Regions from separate parts of the Mus musculus genome. Here region 1 is linked to region 2. The links are chromatin loops, found by intact Hi-C in ENCODE. Cell type or tissue: heart. All regions are shown on one strand.

Region 1 (5,000 bases), 500 kb after region 2:
AAGTAAGCTCACCGTCTCCCGCAGGGGTCTCTGCAGAACAACTTGTTTCACTTTCTGCATGGGGATTTTCTTTCTTTGGCATCCTCAGGATTATTAATTGTGGGGTAAATTTGAGGTTTGGAATGTGTTAGAAGACTTGCTCATTCTTAATTTTAAAAGAACTAGGTATCTTCTCTCACACACACGCACACACACACACACACACACACACATTTCTGGGGTTTTTTGTTTTGTTTTTAAGAAAAAGGAGCAGGCTGCAGCTTCTGCATGACTGGAACGAGAGGCATGTCTGCTCTACAAGTGGCACAGGATTAGAGACAGAAACCCATTTAATGAAAGGCATCTTCAGGACCACCCACATGCACAAGCTCTTTCCCAGGCTCCTTGAAGAGACCTAGAAATGTGTCTTAAAAAATGTCACAGTGCTGTAAAGTTTGGAGTAGTGTGACATTTATCGGAACCTCTTTATCAGATGTCTCTTGGTCATAAGCTTTCTGAGGCTGGGTTCTGTTAGGTGGCGTTGGGCATGACTTGGGTTTGGTTGGGGGGGGGAGCCGGAGGGGCAGAGCTTGGGATTCTTGTAGTTTGGGGTTAACAGGAGGAATCTGCTTACCATCACTTCTGTGGAACTGTTACCGCAAGGGGGCCCGGTGCAGGAACAGCTTTCAATAATCCTGGCACCATTCATACCTCAACCCCACACGCTGGCATAGAGGTGTGGACTGGTGGTCATGTTATGGTAAGAGTGTGTGCCCAGCACCATAATGATGTTGGTAGAGATGCCAACAGCAAATGCCGGTCCACAGGGAACTCTGACATACCTTGTTAGACAAAGACAATGGGAAGCTCAGGATGCGACATATCTAACCAAAATAAAAGGGCTCCTTTATCAGACTCCATAATGTAGCACACGCAATTGTAAATACTACTGTGCACTTGTATAGGAATCCCATGAAAGAATTTCTACAGGGCCCATAGCACGCTCACAACGGTTCCTGTGGGCAAAGTTGTTCCTCTTATGCAGTCCAACAAGGAATCATAAAACAGTTTTTTCCAGCTGGGTGAGGTGGTGTGCACCTATGATCTGAGCATCCAGAAGTCGGAGGCAGGGGAATCACGAGCTTAGTCTTTGTAGTGAGTTCCAGGCCAGCCAGGGCTACACACAGTGAGACTCTTGGCTCAAAAACAACGAAAATTGTACTAGCTATACCAGAAGAGTGAGTTATCTTTCTGGAGAAAACACTATAAAGTTGCTGTTATATGAACCAGTGATCAAATGTCATGTGGCCAAAACACAGGAAAAACAGGGCTTAAGCCAGAATTTTTTTAAGGGCAATGCTGGTGATATTTGTCAGCTTCTTCAAAAATATTATGATAATGTTTATAATTTTAAATCATATTCTCACCTAATTTACATTTGTGAATTAGGTCCTATTGATCACAATAAGCCTTTAAAATTACACTCAAGCTTTAGAAGACCTGGGTACATATACCCCTGGTTACATGTGGCTTCACTGATAACCATGCAGAAGAATTATAGAAATAAGAATTAATGTAATAATATTTGTGATCGAATTTAAGATTCAATTCCAAAAATTACTTTAAAAACACTTTTTCTAAATGTGTGTGTGGGGTGGGGGTGGGGGAGACAGACAGGCAGGCAGAGAGAGAGAGAAAGAGAGAGAGAAAGAGAGAGAGAGAGAGAGAGATGTCTGTGTCACACTGGGCGGGTAGAGGTCAGGACAGTATCAGCTGTTCTCAGCTTTCATCCACCAGGCTAGCTGGCTGGAGCATCCCAGGATTCTCCTGTCTCCACTTCCCATCTTAAAGGAGGCACACCTGCGGTAGATGTGCTATGGTACCAGTGTTTCATGGACTTTCTCAATCTAAGCTCGGGTCCTCACATTTGTGCACCAAAGTCCTTTTCACACACAGAGCCATCTGCTCTGCCCTAAAATTCCGATTTAATGAGCTTATGCAAAGAAGTATGCAGACATGTATATATATATATATATATATATATATACACACACACTGATAACTTTTGACAAATGTGTCAACCTATGAAACAGCTCTCAAATCAACATAGAACATATTTTCATCATCTTCCAAAATTTCTTTGTGCTACTTTCTAGTAAATTCTCCCCACACACGGAAGTTGTTCTGATTTTCATCACCAGAGATTAGCTTACCTACATGTGAACTTCGTAGGAAAGGACTTACACAGGGTGAGCCCTGTTTGTGACCGATTTCTTGATTTATCTTGTACACGGCAGTAATTTCACAGGCCAGGTTGACTATGTTAAGGCAGGCCAAAGCATAAACAAGATCTCTGGGCCTATGAGGATATTCCTACAAGAGATTAGTATCAAATTGGTCGACTGAGTTTGATCTGTAGGTGGGATCTGTCCTCACCGTTGTAGTGGATGTCATCCAGGCCTGAGGCTTACATAGGACAAAAGTGCAGAGGTAGGCTGCCTCTTTTTCTCAGCTAGGCCAGCCTCTGCTTCCTTTCCCTGGGTCTGCCATCTCCAGGGCTTACAGCGCCAACGCTACCCACCCCCACCCAGCTTTCCAAGCCTTTGGATTCAGGCTGAGTTAGAGCCAGCAGCTCTACGTCGCCATCTTGTGGCCACCAGAGGATATGGCAACATATCATCTCGGTCGCCATTATATGAGCCAATTCTGGCTTTCTCTTTATGTCTGTACCCACATCAGCTACATCACATCGACTCACCCACCCATCTTTTCTCCAACTCCTGTCAGTTACCTATCTGTTATCTATAACTATTCGTATGTATACAACGTCTCTTCCCACCTTTCTGGATAACTGACTAATATGTCCTTTGAAGACTTATCTATGCTGTGGTATACACCAGCAATCCGTGTCTCTCTCTCTCTCTCTCTCTCTCTCTCTCTCTCTCTCTCTCTCTCTCTCCCCCTTCCTTCCTTTCTTTTTTCAATTACAGAGTGGTATTCAGTTAACAGAACAACAATTATCTTCATATAAGCTGCATCAAAGACTACTGAAGATTAAAAAAAATAATAATAAAACCAAAAGAAAAAAAAACAAAAACTTAACTACTGTCCCCATATATAACTAATTTGTGCTGTGCACAACAAGAACCTGCTTTAACTTTCCAATCCGGTCCACCTCCCTGGGGAGTAGTATATCACTGTTTCCTTATTTGCCTGATGAACATTTCGTTATTTCTAGACTTTGTTTATTATGAATAAATATATATAAATATGTGCCTAAGTAATTTTCGGAAGATGGACTTCCATTTCTCTTGGGGATGTGCTGTGGAATTCCTCCATCCTATAGAAGGTAATTATTGAAACATTTTCCAAAGTGGTCTCAGTTTCAACCCTGACTCAGTGGTTAATGAGTGAACTGGTTATTTTATTTTTAACAGCATCCGAAGGGGTGTGAAGTGGTATCCTGTCTGTGGTTTTTTCTCATAACTCCCTGATGAATAATGAGACCGAGTGCCTTCTCAGGTATTTACTGACCGCCCCATCCTCGTTATCAAGTGTTTCCCAAATAGCTTGAGTATTTTAATTTGGATTATCTTTTACTAATTTGCATACACTCTGTAAATTCAGTTCTGATTGAAATCTTTAATTAGTTCAGATCTATCTATCTATCAAGCATACATTTTTACACAATCTATAGTCTGTCTTCCATGGCTTAATTTTTTTTTTTTTTTTTTTTTTGAGACAGGGTTTCTCTGTATAGCCCTGGCTGTCCAGGAACTCATTTTGTAGACCAAGCTGGCCTCAAACTCAGAACTCCACCTGCCTCCGCCTCCCGAGTGCTGGGATTATAAAGGTATGCTCCACCATGCCAGGTTCCATGGCTTAATTTTTAAATTTTATAGTTAGAGTTATATAATTCCACAAATGGGGGTTTCTGTAATATACACCTTTACTTGGTTTCCTCTATGAGTTAATAATTCAAGTTCTCCTAATGTATGGGGTTTCTCCACTTCTCTTACCATTGACTTCTAATTTAATTTGGCTGTGGCCAGACAGCATGACCACCTCAGCAAGTTAGCAGCATATCATCTACCATCACAGTAAACATCTGTGCAGGTGTGGTGAGAATATTTAAGATCTGCTATCAGCAAATTTCTGATGTACAGTAGAGTATTGACTATAGTAGTCATGCTGTTGGCTGGCTCTCCAGAACTTTCTTCCTATCTTTTAACCAACAGCTCCCATGTCCCCAGCAACTCCGCAGCTCCTAGCAACCCCCATCCTATACTCCGCTTCTCTGATTTCATCTCGTGTAGATTCTGCATATCAATGAGCACACTGCGGGGTTTATACTGTGTCTAGGTTATTTCCCTTGGCATCATGTCCTCCAGGTCAAGCTTGTGACAAATGACAGGATCCCTTTCGCTTTGGGCTGCACAGCAATCCACTGTACGCCTCCCTGTCACTCAGCCGCCAGGGACCAGGCTCAGTCTGCACTGGACTGCTTGGAGCAGCCGTGATCATAGGAATGTAAGCATGGCTCTGACATACTGAGTTTGTTTCCTTGCGTCTGTAACCCCAGGGTAACATTGCTGGCCACGGGGCACTCACTAATGAAGTGTTCCGCTTCTCTTATAACTTTATAACCTTAGTGCTTTCTATCTCATAGTTACATTTAGATTTATCTCCTTTTTGCTAGTTAAGTTTTATGGAGTTCGCTTCTCCCTCCAGGGTTCTTGGCTGGGCCTTGTTCTTAGCCAGGCTGGGTGCTCATCCACCTCTTCCCCCCTCACGCTGAGGGGGAGGGGTGGGGATGTGAAGCTGCCCATCCTCCCCTCAAAAGTGTCTGTGCTCCATGCGGGCCCTCTCACCTCATCCCTCCTTAAAGTGTGCCAAGGTGTCCTGAGCAGAGTTATCCAAGGGGAGTTTTTCAAGGGGACAGATACTGGGGGGAGCCTTCTTTGCTACCTTGCTGTCCACACCCCAGCCTCTGGCATTTGATATCAGCTTGCTTGGAATTC
Region 2 (5,000 bases):
GTGTGGCCTTGGCTGTGCTAGACTCACTCTGAAGACCATACTGGCCTCATGCTCACAGAGTTCTTGCCTGCCTCTGCCTCCCAAGTACTGGCATTAAAGGCAAGCACCACTAACCATCTGGCTTTTTTGGTTTTTTGAAACAGGATCTCACCGTGCAGAGGAGGCTGGAATCCAACTCACAGATATCTTGTCTGCTTCGGCTTCCCAAGGGCTGGGATGAAAGTGTGTGCCACCACACCTGACTTTGGATAAATATTTTGGGATACTTTTTCCTAATTGAATCTCTTGGTATTTGCTATCTAATTTGGAACAAAACATGTTGAGAAAATATATCATCCGTCACCATCTGAATCCACTATCTAAACTCTTGCTATCTCAATTTGAATATAAGTAGATTGGGATGGCCAGGGATAACTGTAAATATATAATATATTTCTCTTATATGAGTTACAATTAGCACACATTATTCAGTAATAGACTTTTTTTTGCATGAACAAATCTACGACGTAGTTTCTATTCATAATTATCTTTTCTCTCTGTTTTCAATGGTTGTCTACTCTTTCATTGTGCAAGTTGCATGTCTTTTTCCAAAATGTTTGGAACCAGAAGTATTTCAAATTTCAGATTTTCCCAGATTTGGGGATATTCTCTCACACCCACACCTACATATAAAATAAACTGGCTGATATATATAGAAAAAGATTACATAGAAAAATATAAATATATAAAAAAATCCAACTGCTAGTTATCATGGAGTACAGATTGAGGTGGGGACAATAGACAACTTTTTGCATGACACATTTTCAGTAATGTTTGACTATTGTGAGAAAAGCATTTTGGGTATAGAACAGCTAAATATGAGAAACATGCAGAAAGATGTTGTTAGGAAGCAAATTTTCAGCAAATGGAGGTTGAGCTAGGATTTGTGGTAGGGTAGCATCCCTGAAACACAGAGAAGTGTGGATGACGGTGACTTCACTGTCAGTCAAAGGTGGACTGGTCACCATCAATCACTCCCCCTACAAGAATTACCACGCTGGCTCTTTGCATTGGCTGTGAGGAAGTCCTGTTTTATTTTTTGAGAACCGGCCCATTTCCAAGTTCAGTTTGGTTGCATGATATCTCTCACGTGAGTGACTCCATTTTAATCTGGTCTGATCAGCTGGGGCCTAGTGCAAAAGAGCTCTCTAAAACAGCAGGCATTAAACTTTCTTTAATGGCTATTCCTTGAAGCAGTGAAAAATTAGATGCCATAAACTAGTAAATACATTAGTGTATCGATTCACAGATTGGAAAACAATGAGACATCTTCCTCAGTACAATAAAATACTATACTTAATAATGGTCTATAGGCACAGAGAGTTGGCTCAGCAGTTAAGAGCCATGGGCTTCCAGAGAACACAGGTTTAATTCCTAGAACCTGCAGGTCAGCTCACAACCCTGGGGCTCTGAGGGCAAAGGCTCGGAGGTGGTGCACACACAGGCAAAACATTCATACACCTAAATAATAATAATTACAACAATAATGTTTTCTTTTTGTTTATGTATTTTATATATTATTGTTATTATAATTGTAGTGTGTGTGTGTGGAGAGAGAGCGAGAGAGCGAGCGAGAGAGAGAGAGAGAGAGAGAGAGAGAGCACAAGCGATGGCAGACTTATGGAGGTCGGAGGACAACTTTTGGCAATTGTTCTGTTCTTCCACCTGGGTGAAGGCAGAGGCCCTCCAGGCTAACACCTCAGGGAAGCTCGGTGACACGCGTCGCAGGCTAACTTCTGCATCCGACTTTAGAATGTGGGCTCTGGGGACTGCATTCAGGCTTCCCTTGGCAAGCGCCTTTCCCCACTGACCCTCTGCCAGCTCAACCATGTTTTCATACAGACCGAACTGTTATCTTAGGATATTCTAAAGTCCTCAGTTCCCTCTGCAGTGTCTTCACTTTTGTTTTAAATATGTAGCCCATGTTGGCCTTGAAGTCATAGAAATCCTCCTGCCTCAGCCTCCGAAGTGTTAGAATCATAGGCATGTGCTACTACATTCACCCAATGTTTTAATTAATCAAAACAGGCTGAAATTGGAGATGTTATCATCAGCATCACCACTACCATCATTATTATTTATTTTATTCCCTTGGGAAGTAACGCCCTCATCTTGTTATAAGAGGTAATCTTACTCTTTTGTTTATGCTTTAGACTTTTCTACACACTTCCAGGAAACTGTTATGTTTGATGCTGACAGACTTTATTTAGACATCTTTTTTCCATCTGAACTAGTGATGCTCAATAGACATCTATTGCAAACACATATGTAATTGTATTTGTGGAGGCCAGAAGAAGTCACTAGACTCTCCCTGGAGCTGCAGTTACAGAAGGTTTTGAGTTGTCTATTATGGGTGCTAGGAACCGAAATCGTGTCCTCTGGAAGAACAGCAAGTGCTCATTCAAGGCCAGTTTGGGGTACATAGCAAGTTCCAGGCCAGCCAGTGCCATTTAAGTTACAATAAGAGCAATTTTGCAAAAAGTAGCCAAGTATGGTGATTCATGACCGTAATCCTAGTATTTGGAAGGTTGGGCAGGAAGATTGTCATGAGTTTGAGGTCAGTGCGGGTTACACAGTGGGTTCCACACTAGCCTTGGCTAAAAAGTGAGCCCCTTGGCCAAAAAAAAAAAAAAAAAAAAAAAAAAACAATCGTATTCATATTCCAAATGTTTGGTGCCCAGCACACGGACAGCAGAGGTGTAGAACGCGTCCTCTGGATACTGCTGGTCTAGACACTGACTGTCTTGTGGGTAAAGAACCGATGGAGAAAGAGAAGGGGAAGAAGTCAGATCTCACTGCCATATAGGGGACCTTACTTGCTTCCTACTGAAAGCAAGTAGTTCCTGAGCTCTGAGGACTTTAGGAGCTGCAATTAAAAAAGGATTTTGTGGAGGTAACATAGTCTTTCTTCCCAATTGATTATATATATATGTATATATGCATATATACACATATATAGTCACACACATACTTGCCTACTGGACCTTTTGCTACAGGATGGCAAAAGGCTTTCTTGGGAAGAGGTGAGAGGGTGGAAGTCTGGACCTTTCGGGAATGACAATGGTTGTCTGTAGGTAGCAGCAGAAGGGGGCAGCAGAGAGCCGCCAGGTGCATCAAAGGTTGGGTAGAACCCAAACCAGGAGCTCACAGGTCAAAATGAAAGCCAGGCTGGAAAGTACTTGTGGCAACTTTTGGCTTCTAGCATTACGTTGGTAGGTTTGGCCCTTTTCTTTTTACCTAAGTTATAACAAAAATGAAGAAAGTTAAAGTTACTGTCTACCACAGGGGAGTTTTGGCAATCACCGAATCATTTATCATATTTCTTCTTCTTCTTCTTCTTCTTCTTCTTCTTCTTCTTCTTCTTCTTCTTCTTCTTCTTCTTCTCCTTCTCCTTCTCCTTCTCCTTCTCCTTCTCCTTCTCCTTCTCCTTCTCCTTCTCCTTCTCCTTCTCCTTCTCCTTCTCCTTCTCCTTCTCCTTCTCCTTCTCCTTCTCCTTCTCCTTCTCCTCCTCCTCCTCCTCCTCCTCCTCCTCCTCCTCCTCCTCCTCCTCCTTCTTTCTTCTTCTTCTTCTTCTTCTTCTTCTTCTTCTTCTTCTTCTTCTTCTTCTTCTTCTTTTTCTTCTTCTTCTTCTTCTTGTTTTGTTTTGCTTTTTTCCGAGATAGGGTTTTTCTTTGTAGCCTTGGCTGTCTTGGAACTTGAGTTGTACATCAGACATTGTTTCTCGCTGGCACTCAGATCCACCTGCCTCTGCCACTGAGTGCCGGGATTAAAGGCGAGTGAGCGCCACCACTGCGCTCAGTGTATTTCTTATAGATATGTACTCATCGTTTTGTGTATGTATTTTGTTTCATAAGCTGTTTGAAAATGTTCTGTGAACTTCTTTTTATGTCTTTAAAATTCTCAGTACTTTAAACATCTAATTTTTTTAAAAAAATTATAATTATGTTTGTCTATATGTCGGTATGTGATATACTGTTGTGCGGTCAAAAGCCAGAGGTGACAGATCCCGGTAGTTGGTGTTACGGCCTGTTGCGAACATCCCAGAATGTGCATGTGGGTCCTCAGCAAGAGAAGTCTGAACTCTTAATCACTGAGCCAGTTCTTCATCCAATCTTAGTCCTTTCTACATTTGTGTGTGTGTGAGCACATGCTAGGGACTGAACTATGGACTTCAGACATGCCAATCACTTGGTCTAACCCAGATCTATATTGTTGCCAACCCTACCCACAGCATTTTTTTTTTTTTTTTTTTTTTTTTGGTTTTTCGAGACAGGGTTTCTCTGTGTAGCCCTGGCTGTCCTGGAACTCACTCTGTAGACCAGGCTGGCCTCGAACTCAGAAATCCGCCTGCCTCTGCCTCCCGAGTGCTGGGATTAAAGGCGTGTGCCACCACGCCCGGCTCCCCACAGCATTTTTAATGATCAACACGGCTCTGGTTAGTGTGGACTCATTTTGCTTTATTTAACAAACTATTACTTAGAACACACTAAGTTAGCCCACTTTTTCATCATTGGATGAATATAAATCCTAAATCAATCTTTGTGTCACTATAATGATTTTCTTAGAATAAGTTCCTAAAGTAGCATGGTAGGCATCAAAGTACAGATATAGATGATTCTAGGTTTGAGTTGCCAGGGCTCACTCAAGCAAATGTAGCAGGGTATACTCTTCCCCAGAGAATCTCTCTAATCTTCCACCAACTCAGTAATACATCACTTTTTTTTCCCCTCAAGAAACAGAAAGCCAAACCAAATCAACTAACTAAACAACACCAATAACAACAAAACCCCAGCAAGACCTAACAACTTCAATAATCTGACTGGCAAAAACAACATCAACAATAAAACGACGTCTCATTTTTAAAAATAGTGTTTTAAAAGATGGCTTGGTGGCATGTGCTTGTAATCCCAGAACTCAGGAGGTGGATTAGTAGTTCAAAGCTGGGGGCTGGTAAGATGGCT

The links. Hi-C counts contacts between places; a loop is a spot of excess contacts. Peaks named below come from ENCODE experiments on the same cell type or tissue, not always from the same donor. Only the 100,000 strongest peaks of a DNase experiment are listed, where the experiment ranks them.
Region 1: a loop joins it to region 2, with 3 times the contacts of the local background. A loop is called at or near these places in 5 of 42 quality-filtered maps.

Annotation. Positions count from the first base shown.
Region 1 is chr6:31,030,602-31,035,601 of GRCm38, forward strand. No RefSeq gene overlaps it. Among named protein-coding and RNA genes, the nearest start is that of Gm40359, 18 kb to the left of the region's middle. In heart, a CTCF peak has its summit at 2,631 (motif pointing left); no DNase peak of the experiment used is centred here; H3K27ac peaks cover 420 bases.
Region 2 is chr6:30,532,410-30,537,409 of GRCm38, forward strand. No RefSeq gene overlaps it. Among named protein-coding and RNA genes, the nearest start is that of Cpa2, 6.7 kb to the right of the region's middle. In heart, a CTCF peak has its summit at 3,104 (motif pointing right); no DNase peak of the experiment used is centred here; H3K27ac peaks cover 686 bases.